Regions from separate parts of the Homo sapiens genome. Here region 2 is linked to region 1. A link is a contact called in ENCODE Hi-C or POLR2A ChIA-PET data. All regions are on one chromosome and are shown on one strand. The core of a region is the stretch at or near the end of the contact, and the rest is flanking DNA. Distances in the headings are between cores, read along the strand shown. Region 1 holds the start of CCM2 (CCM2 scaffold protein). Region 2 overlaps PKD1L1 (polycystin 1 like 1, transient receptor potential channel interacting).

The links. A loop is a pair of places that touch in the nucleus more often than their neighbours do. ChIA-PET counts read pairs that join two places held with the same protein, here RNA polymerase II (POLR2A).
Region 2: a map of sciatic nerve shows a loop between it and region 1 (19-fold over the local background). The contact joins the enhancer-like site here to the promoter of CCM2 in region 1. A Hi-C loop is called at or near these places in 1 of 168 maps with a recorded cell type or tissue (sciatic nerve). POLR2A ChIA-PET finds 5 or more read pairs at or near these places in 1 of 52 experiments (PC-9).

What each region holds. Positions count from the first base shown.
Region 1 is chr7:44,996,617-45,002,036 of GRCh38, forward strand. It overlaps CCM2 (CCM2 scaffold protein), which reads left to right and starts at 3,585. Exons shown (of 10, transcript NM_031443.4): 1 at 3,585-3,747. The coding sequence starts at 3,718. LOC102723334 (a long non-coding RNA gene) reads right to left here and starts at 3,392. Exons shown (of 4, transcript XR_428139.4): 1 at 3,102-3,392; 2 at 2,664-2,757. RefSeq lists silencers at 2,852-2,901, 3,532-4,061.
Region 2 is chr7:47,898,172-47,903,388 of GRCh38, forward strand. It overlaps PKD1L1 (polycystin 1 like 1, transient receptor potential channel interacting), which reads right to left. Exons shown (of 57, transcript NM_138295.5): 13 at 4,208-4,340; 14 at 1-23. Among named protein-coding and RNA genes, the nearest start is that of PKD1L1, 48 kb to the right of the region's middle. Within about 2 kb of position 3,585, at least 2 of the 41 ENCODE cell types and tissues checked have a DNase peak (open chromatin) inside an H3K27ac peak, as active enhancers do; they include PC-9, where a contact is called at or near this core.

The sequences.
Region 1 (5,420 bases), core at 2,335-4,834:
TAGTGACCTCATCCCTGTAAATTTTTTTTTAAACAAAAAAACAAAGACAAGTATTGCATTTACTCACTCATATGTGGGAGCTAAACAAATATTCATCTCATTGAGATAGAGACTGGGATGATAGCCACCAGAGGCTGGGAAGGGTGTGTGTTGGGGGAAAGTAGGGGGCTGAAGAGAGGTTGGTTAGCGTGTACAAACATACAGCTAAATAGAAGCAATAATTTCTCATGGGTGTGTGTGTGTGTGTGTGTGTGTGTGTGTGTGTGAGACAGATCTGGCTTGTTGCCCAGGCTGGAGTGCAGTGGTGCAATGACAGCTCACTGCAGCCTCGACCTCCTGGGCTCAAGGACCCCACTTCAGGCCCCTGAGTAGCTGGGACCACAGGTGCACACCACTATGCCCAGCTAATTTTTGTATTTTTTGTAGAAGAAGGATCTCACTATATTGCCCAGGCTGGTCTCCAATTCCTGGGTTCACGTGATCTTCCCAGCTTAGCCTCTCCAAGTGCTCGGATTACGGGTTTGAGCCACCACACCCAGCCTAAATTCTAATGTTCCATAGCAGAGTAAGATGACTATAGTTAATAACAATGTACTGTATATTTCAGAATAGCTAGGAGAGATCTGAAATGTCTCCAACACAAAGAAATAAGTGTTCAGGTGACGAATATCCTAAATACCCTGATTTTATTATTACACATCATATGCATGTATCAAAATATCACATGTATTTTGGCCGGGTGCAGTGGCTCATGCCTGTAATCTCAGCACTTTGGGAGGCTAAGGTGGACAGATCACATGAGGCCAGGAGTTCGAGACCAGCCTGGGCAACATGGTGAAACCCTGTCTCTACTAAAAATACAGAAATTAGCCGGGCGTGGTAGTGGGCACCTGTAATTCCAGCTACTCCGGAGGCAGGAGAATCGCTTGAAACTGGGGGGTGGATGTTGCAGTGAGCTGAGATTGCACCACTGCACTACAGCCTGGGCAATACAGAGTAAGACTCTGTCTCAAAAAAAAAAAAAAAAAAAAAATTAGCCTGGTGTGGTGGTGCATGCCTGTAATCCCAGCTACTTGGGAAGCTGAGGCAGGAGAATTGCTTGAACCTGGGAGGCAGAGGTTGCAGTGAGCTGAAATCATGCCACTGCACTCCAGCCTGGGTGACAGAGTGAGACTCTGCCTCACACACACACACAAATCACATGTACCTCATAAATATGTACAATTATTATGTGTTAGCTGGGTGCGATGGCTCATGCCTATAATCCCAGCACTTTGGGAGGCTGAGGAGGGAGGATTGCTTGAGCCTAGGAGTTTGAGACCAGCCTGGGCAACATAGTGTGACCTTGTCTCAACAAAAATATACTAAAATTAGCCAGGCTTGGTGATGCGTCCTTGTAGTCCCAGCTACTTGGGAGGCTGAGATGGGAGGATTGCTTGAGCCCAGGAGGTTGAAGCTTCAGTGAGCCATGACTGCATCACTGCACTCTAACCTGAAGGACAGAGTGAGACTTTATCTCTAAAAATACAAAAGAAACAAAAAATTATTTGTCAATTAAAAAAAAACTGGCAGCTTTCCTAGTTTTCGGTCCTGCTTCCAGCTTAGGAGCAACCAGAGAAAGACAAATATGTGCCCCTAACCAATCACTTGGGATGCCCTGCCCCTTGCTTCCCCAGGCCAACAGCCTCAAATGAGGACATCCCTGGAGGCTTCCCTTTTTTCACTATAAAGCTTACCCACTCCTCTGCCTGACATTGAGTCTCATCCAAATACAAATGATGGTGGCTGACTCCCTTGTTATAGCAAGCTAACAGCCTTTTTGCTTTTCTCATTTTATTGTCTTTATTCCCAGTTATCACCATCTGATCATTAGCCAGTGGACTTTTGCTTGAAGCATGAACCTGTGTATGCAAAGACAGGGCAAAGGTATTCTGATGGATAAGAACAGCCTGAGGAAGTCAGCACATCCAGAGTTAGGCTAAGAGAAGTTTTAGTAGTGTTGTTTACTGTATTATGGAGTGATAAATATGCATTTGTGGAAGACGGTGGAAGACTTTAAATATCAGGCCTTTGTTCTGTGAATGGTGGGAAAATAATGACAACCAGATGCGCTACATCATTTGCGTGTGTAAATGTGGCAAGCTGGATTATTGCAGAAGGCAGATTGAAAGGGTGTTTCCACTATCTCTGCTTTATCTTGCAGAGAATGGAATACTTATGCCTTTGGAGAGGTCTAGAGACCAAGTATTTCTTTTGAATATCAGTATAACATAGGCCCAGTCAGGAGACAGAAACACAGTAAAGAAAAGTTTAATATAAAGAATTATTAGGCCGGGCGCGGTGGCTCACGCCTGTAATCCCAGCACTTTGGGAGGCCGAGGTGGGCGGATCACCAGGTCAGGAGATCCAGACCATGGTGAAACCCCGTCTCTACTAAAAATACAAAAATTAGCCAGGTGTGGTGGCTGGCGCCTGTAGTCCCAGCTACTCGGGAGGCTGAGGCAGGAGAACGGCGTGAACCCGCGAGGCAGAGCTTGCAGTGAGCCGAGATCCACGCCACTGGCACTCCAGCCTGGGCGACAGAGCAAGGCTCCGTCTCAAAAAAAAAAAAAAACCACCAAAAAAACACAGTTTACATTCTAGCTGTGCTACAAAGTTCTTACCGGCAGATTGGTTTAGTGGCAAAATAGCAGACCTGCTGGTGACTCCAATTTGTAGTGTGCTTTTGGGCGAATCACCTCATTCCCCGGACCTCATCTGGAAAATGTGGAAATTATACCGGATGACTGGTAAGGTTCTACGATTTTATTCTGATAGGGTCTGCACATCCTTGTGGTTGCACTTCTATTTTCCAAATGTGTTTGTCTAAGGCAGGCAGACTTTATAACAGAGAAGTACTAGAAAACGGATTCCCTGTGGCTCAGGGAATAAAGTGGGACACAAGAAAAAAGAAAACCGCACCGCACCCAGACTCTCGGCGGGACGCCCCGCCCCTCAACAGTGGCCGCCTCCTCGCGCCCCTCCTTCGCCATCTGCCGGCCGCGTCCCCTCCCGCCGGCCCCCGTCCCCCGTCCCCCGCCCCCCGTCCCCTTTTCAGAGACCTGAGCTCCGCCTCCCTGGACGCGAGGCAGGCTGGGAAGTCGGCCGCCGTAAAGATGGCGGCAAATTGAAAAAGTTGGAGCTGCTCCCGCGCGCGCTCCCGCGCGCGCTGAGTGGGCGGAGCGAACAGGGGGCTGGACAGGTGCGTTCTCGCGGCCGTGCAGAAGCGAAGTAGGGGTAGGAGCGTTTCCGGCTCTCCTGAAGGACGCGGGGCGGGGTGGGGGTGGTGCAAGGCAGGCGCGTTCTCGGCCGTCCTGAAGGGGCAGGATCTTCAGCCTGTGGGCGGTGCTCTCGCCGTGAGCGGGGCCAACGGGCCGTGTTCTCCCTGAAGGGGCGGGGTCTGATCGCTGCGGGTCGGATTCCCTTGGGCCTGAAAGTGAGGATGAGCGACAACCGTGGGCGGGGCCTGCGCTGGGGAAGGTGGGGCCTGGGCGGGGCGGAGGGGGCTCGGGCCCGGAAGTGCGGGTGTGGGGCGCGGCCGGGGCGGAGACTTCGGGCCCGGCTGGCGGGCGGCGCCGGGAGCGCGGGGGCGGCGGGCCCGGGTCGAGCATGTAGCGGCTGCTGGCGGCGGGGCTCCCGGGGCGGGCCGGGCGGGCCGCGGGAGCCGCACGCGGCGATATGGAAGAGGAGGGCAAGAAGGGCAAGAAGGTGAGCGTGCGCGGGGGCGTCCTACTGCTGTGGTCGGCGGGCGGCTGGGTTGAGGGGCCAGGGTGGGGTGGGCGGGTGTTCCTTGGGGCCCGGGGGGGGGGGCAGTGGGCCAGCTGGCGGGGCGGGGCGGGGCAGGGCGAGACCCCGGACAATGGTCAGGTGGGCTTTCGCGGCCGGGCGGGCAGGAAGCGCCGCGCCTTTCCTCTGGCCCGGGCAGCGGCTCGCCCCGACCTCGGCCCCAGACGGCCTTCCCTGCGCGTCGGGACCTGGGGCTGCAGAGGAAGTGGGCCCGGCGAGGGGCCAGAAAGCTGTCCAGGGCTGGAACTGGAGCTAGTGGGCTGTGTGGTTAACGTGGAGACGTTTGCTGCTCACTGGACTTCGTTTTTGGATATCCAGTAAAAGCAAGGGTGGCCTTCACCTTATGGCCAGCTCACTCGTCCACTATCACTCAGACCTAAAACCATTGATTGATTTTAGTGACGCTAGCTACATTTGGCAGTGGGATTTAGGACATAGTTCATAGTCAAACCCCAGTTTATGTAGTTTTACAAAATGTGGCTTTAATTACAGTAAAGGGTTATAGTAGTCGATAAAGAAACATTTTAAGACTGGAAAAACGATGTGGATTGAACTACCATTAAAGTGGAAAATGGATTTTAATAAAATGTATCTTTTTCAAATAAATGCTTTATAATCTTCACGTCTTGGCTATCATTTTCTTTTTGATGTGTGTGTGCGCACTTTTATCCACAAGTTTAAAGCAGACCTCGATAATTCCTAACTATGATTTTACTACCCTGAACTCTGCAGGGAAGTGTCCTTTAATTGACAGCTACTCACCACCTTGTTTGACAGAGTGCCCCATTTAAAAGTCCTGTTTGAAATAGAATGTAGCCAGGTGGCCTTCAGGGAGTCCTGTGGTGCTGGTTCTCTACTTTCTCAACTCATTGTTTCATGTTAGCACCATGCATGTCTAATTTAGGTGCAGTATAATTTGCGGTTATCTACAAAGATGTTTTAAGTCTGGAAAATAGCTCAAGATAGTGATTCAGCCTGCAGGTGTTAGATTAGAGATGCGTGCTGCGCACAGAAGAGGGAGGAGCCAAGCAGTGTAAAAGGAGTTAGCTGGAAAGGAGAGGTGCTAACCCGGTGGCTGCTTAGTAGGGACCATCAGGCCCGAGTGTGGATGATGCTGAGCTTTGCGGAAAGTGAGCCATGTGCTCTGTGGAATGCCGGGATCCAAGAGCGCGCTAAGGACTGATGACCTCATTGTGCACCGCTTACAGGAGTACCTGGCCCATCTACCTGTGTGTGATAGGCAAGGATGGAATTGAGTGATTTTTTTTTCTAGAGCTGTCTATCAGCTTTGGTAGAAACATGAAACACCCAGCAAATAGGGAGAGAGAGAGAGAAGCAGTAAGACTGTTTTTGGGGTACAAGTGAAAAAACAGTAAAATTATCAAGAATTTTCCAGTTGGGTAATGAAAAAATTTAGGCATAAACAGGTTAATTATTAATTTCATTTTCTCACTAGAGGAGATAATCAGTTGTTATGTAGTTGCTTAAGCCAGGGGTTTTGTGTTTTTTCTGTATTCTGCCACTTGTCTTAGCTTGTTTCCTGTAGACAAGCCAGACAAGGAGCTTTGGGGCATGGATTCTTCTCCAGGTCATGA
Region 2 (5,217 bases), core at 2,335-4,834, 2.9 Mb after region 1:
CTCACAGGCTGAGACCTCCATATCTAAGTATCAAGAAGAGAAGATGTCTCATTAAAATGTCCATCACATCTAATGTACTGGTAAATTACTAGAAACTTAGTCTTAACTGTAGATCTCCCATTATTTGTTTGCATAGTGACAGAATGGTATTCTTAGGTCTGGGCTTTAGACAACACCAGAATAAACACTACATCTATTTTATAGACAAAAATAAAAGGTTAAAAAAAAACCAACTAAAATAATAAGTAAATATTTATATACTCATGAGAAAAAACTTCCTATGCATAAAATTAATGGAAAAATAGCAAAGATATCTGATATTTGATTACATAAAAAATTTAAGCTTCCAAACGTCAAAAATATAAATGTTATGCTTCTGGGTTTTGGCACCTATGTGTATATATAAATTTTTTAAATCAATGAATATAATAAGAAAATCATTTGCAGTATACACAACAGATGTTTGCTTTCCCTATTTTTTTCTTCACTGAAATATTCTTAAGTCATTCTCAGAAATCATGACATTTAATCCCTAAATACTAAATATACATCTCTAAAAACTAAGGGAATTTTCCTACATCAACACAACACTACTATCTCACCTTAAAAATTAACAATAAGTTCTTAGTATAATTTAAACCTAGTTTATAATAAAATTTCCCTTATTGTCTCCAAAACATACCCTTGTGCAATTGTTTGATTTGAGATGCACAAAAGTTCTTTTGCTAAAAAAAAAAAAGGAGAGAGGAGAAAAAAATTTTCTTATCAACTAGAACTATGAGGTTTCCTAAACTATAGTTTGGTCAGGAAAATAAGAATAAATGCTTAATTCTTTCCCTTAATTACCAACATTCAGAGTAAGAAGCTGGGGCACTAGTTACTTCCAAAGGTGACCAATATGTTACTTGTGTCTGCCTGCTTGGTGGGAACAGCAGAAGCTTCTCTTTCTCTTTCAGCATAATTATTTTTAAAATATTAGCATTATTCATTCAATTGTAGATGTTACTTTTTAGATGCTCCAAGTAGCCCATCAGGGGCCTGGGGCACTCTCCTTGGCCTGGCTCTGGCAACCTTCTGGTATGACCCTGGTAGTCTTTTAAAGTGATGGGTTTGTTGCACTATTCTTTCTACTGTTATTTATGCTTTAAAATTTCCATAACAAAGAATTTTAAATGTTAATAGTAGCTGATACATATACAAAAAGCATATTTGCTCACTTTAATAAGCCAATGAGGATGAGGATATGGGGGGGAATATTAGTGTCTACCCATCCACACCCCTTACTCCTCCCAGCCACTCTGTCTTTCTGAAGCCCCTCCACACCCCCTACTTTGGGCTGGAGCCAGATGCCACCTCAAGCATGGAGGAGCAAGCCAGGCTAGGGGGCCTCAGGATAGAGTCTCTGCCTGGCCAGAGCGCCTCCACCCTGCAGATGCTGGGTGCAGGGTCTCCCCCAGAGGGATTTTTTTTTTCCTGAAGGTTCCCTAAAAATTGGAAAGGGAAGGCCAGGCACGGTGACGCAAGCCTGTAATCCCAGCACTTTGGGAGGCCAAGGTGGGCGGATCACGAGGTCAGGAGATCAAGACCATCCTGGCTAACACGGTGAAACCCTGTTTTTACTAAAAATACAAAAAATTAGCCAGGTGTGGTGGCGGACGCCTGTAGTCCCAGCTACTCTGGAGGCTGAGGCAGGAGAATGGTGTGAACCCGGGAGGCGGAGCTTGCAGTGAGCCCAGATTGCACCACTGCACTCCCTCCTAGGCAACAGAGCGAGACTCCATCCCAAAAAAAAAAAAAATCGGAAAGGGAAAAACCTGGAGGCAGCTGAGAAATGGGATTTTAAGAAATCTTGGTGCTCATTATAAATGAAAGTTTACTTTTGACATTCTTTAGGTGACTTTAGTTATAATTAAAATTACTTTCCAATTACTTTTTATTGTTTCTATTCTGAATATGATATCATTCTAAGATTTGTCACAAAACTGCCCAGATTTATATGGGTTACAGCAAATTTTAATACTAGGATGCCAATTTTTAGCTCATTCATGATAATAAACATTAAAAAATATGAAATGCCTAGTGAGAGTGAGAGTTGGTCCCTCAGAGCGGACACATGTGAGCTGCTACAAAAACATCTCTAGGCTTGTCAAGATTCTGGGAAAGGCATTGTGTTCTTCAGTTCTATAACTTGTAGTAATTATTCCTGTGAAAAGGCCATACACTTGCAGAACAATGTACAGACAGTGTAATTGCCAAGTTATTTGTAGTGATAGAAAACCGGAAACTTGGCCAGGCATGGTGGCTCATCGCACATTGGGAGGCCAAGGTGGGCAGATCACCTGAGGTCAGGAGTTCAAGACCAGCCTGACCAACATGGTGAAACCCCATCTCTACTAAAAATACAAAATTAGCTGGGTGTGGTGGTGAGCGCCTGTAATCCCAGCTACTTGGGAGGCTGAGGCAGAAGAATAGCTTGAACCCAGGGGGTGGAGACTGCAGTGAGCCGAGATCATGCCATTGCACTTCAGCCTGGGCAACAAGAGTGAAACTCAGTCTCAAAAATAAATAAATAAATAAATAAAAAGAAAACTGGCAACAACAGTTGTTCAATCAGAGGACATTATATAGTGATGTATAATCTTTATGTATGATTTAACAGTAAGACATCATTAAAATTATGTAATCAAAAGGCTGCTTAATAACAAAAGAAAATGCTCACACTGCAACCCAGGTTTGTGACAAACACACATACCACATATAAAAAGCCTTAGAAAAATACTGAAAATAAATAATTAGACAAAAGTGGCTATCACCTACTGCCTGGATTTGAGATGATTTCATTTTTTTCTTTATACTTTTAGAAAACACGTAAAATAAAGAAAAAATGACCGGGCAGGGTCCTTCAGGTCCATAATCCCAGAACTCTGGGAGGCCAAGGCAGGTGGATCAATTGAGGCCAGGAGTTAAAGACCAGCTAGCCTGGCCAATATGGCAAAACCCCATTTCTACTAAAAAAATTAGCTACGCATGGTGGTGCACACCTGTAATCCCTGCTACTTGGGAGGCTGAGGCAGGAGAATCGCTTAAAGCCAGGAGGCAGAGGTTATAGTGAGCCAAGATCATGCCACTGCACTCCAGCCTGGGCAACAGAGTCTCAAAAAAAAAAAAAAAAAAAAAGAAAAGAAAAAATGAAATTATCAATCTTATTTTCTGTGTTTTACAGATAAGAAAATAAAAATAACAATGTTTTACAGATAAAAAACTCAAGAAAACCACTCTGTCCCATGTCCTAACAGCAGAGTCAGGACGGGAGCCAGAGTCCTCCTGCCTAGGGTCTGTGCTTTTTCCTGCTGTGCCTTTTGCTTTAGTCCCTTTGCTATTTGGGTCCAAATCTCACACCCAGAGAACGCGTTCCCCCAGCACGCAGACCTGCCCAACAGCGTGGGTGCTCGCTGGTCTAAAGGTGGGCAGGGGTATTGCCTGTGTGGGGGCCGGGACCCTTTCCGGATTGCCCCGGGCACTTGGTCTCTGCATGCTGATCTCCACCAGCACCCTCTGCGGGCTGACCTCTTGGGGTCAGATGCCACAGAAAGCAGTTTAGCAAATGCAGCTTAGTCACGGATTTTAATTCCCATGTGTCATTTGAGCACCTCTGCCCTGAAAAGGAAAATTTGCTCTGAATCACAGGCCTCAAAGGAATGAAAGAAATAAAAACCAACCCTATTTTTTCTAACCCAGAATAGGTGTTCAACAGATAACCGATCATGTCCTTTCATTTTGGTGTTACATATATTCAAATGTTTCATTCTCCTGAAAATGCTACAGTTCTTAGCATAATCCAAAAAAAGAAAGGAAAGGAAAGGAAAAGAAAAGAAAAGAAAAGAAAAAAAAGAAAAGAAAAGAGCTCCTTAAAGTGAGCTGTGCTGAATGCCAGAGTAATGCAGGCGAATAAAGAACTTATTCACACACCAGACCCCAGAAATGACACTGTCTCCTCCTGTCCAGGCTGGGGTAGCCCTCCCTCCCCTGAGGACCCAGGTCACCCGCTCTGAAGCCCTTATAGGCACTCCTTTGTGTAAATTGCAGTAGGATAAACTGGACAAAGCCTCGCTTCATGCCCCAAACTCTCACCACTCCAAACAGTGGTCCCAACTCAGAGGGAGGCTGAAAAGAGGCTGGTGGAGGATTTCCCAGACTCCGAGCCTACCTGGACTTTCCCAGGCCCCATGTTCTTCACCAGGGGTGGCTGGCAGGGCTCGCACACGATGAAAAGTTGCTGTCTTAGAGTGGAGGCACTGACATTATTGAAGGCAAGGACCTCCACTGTAAATTCTCCTTCCCTGGGACGGTGGAAAGCACAGAAATGAACAAATTTATGTTGATGAACGTCAGGCTTTCATTCACTCTTCATACCCACTCATATCTGCAGAATTATAGTATTTGACAGCAAGTCATCCCATGAATAAGAACAGAAGAGTCAAGGGTCACAAGACTGATTTCCACAGAGGTCTTTCATCATTTAATCAACAGACTGGCTCCCCAGCTAGCCTGGGCCAGGCCAAGTACCAAACTCCCAGACCGATGTCACATGCTATATTCAAACAATACATCTATGTGAGGGGCATGTTGCTTCCTTCTTTGGGCAACCCTCCCCACAGCCATGACCTGGCCCCCTTTTGATAACAGAACAGATCTATATATTTTCTCTGTGTGATGGGTACCCCAACCCATAACTGGGGGGTCTCCGGGGATGGTCTTCCTGTTCTATTTCCTGCTCCATGGATCAGTTTTCCTGACCAATTTCTTAGAGTCCTACAAACTCAGGAAGGACAGGATAGATCCATAGCCTGTCTCCGGGTAAGGGGAGCATGTCACAGCTGTGGAGAGATTCAGGACAGTTGGAGGTGAGAGCTGGGTAGCTCCTGACCCAGCAGGTAGTGCTTTACTAAGGAAATAAGTGGTTATTTTGCAAATGTTGCAACATGGATAACTACTTAAGACTTCTGAATTTGAAAGAGAAAAATATTCCCATCAGAAGACCACAAATTTGAGTTTGCAAGGACCAGAATATCACTTGCCATCCTGGAGCTCCAGCAAGAAAGGTAGGGCCTACTGATAAGAATGAAGACTAGATGGTTTTCTCAGGTTGTCAGAGCGCCCAGGGCACACTCTAGAGATGACAGTGGAGGCACCGAATAAACCATGTCACTTCCACAG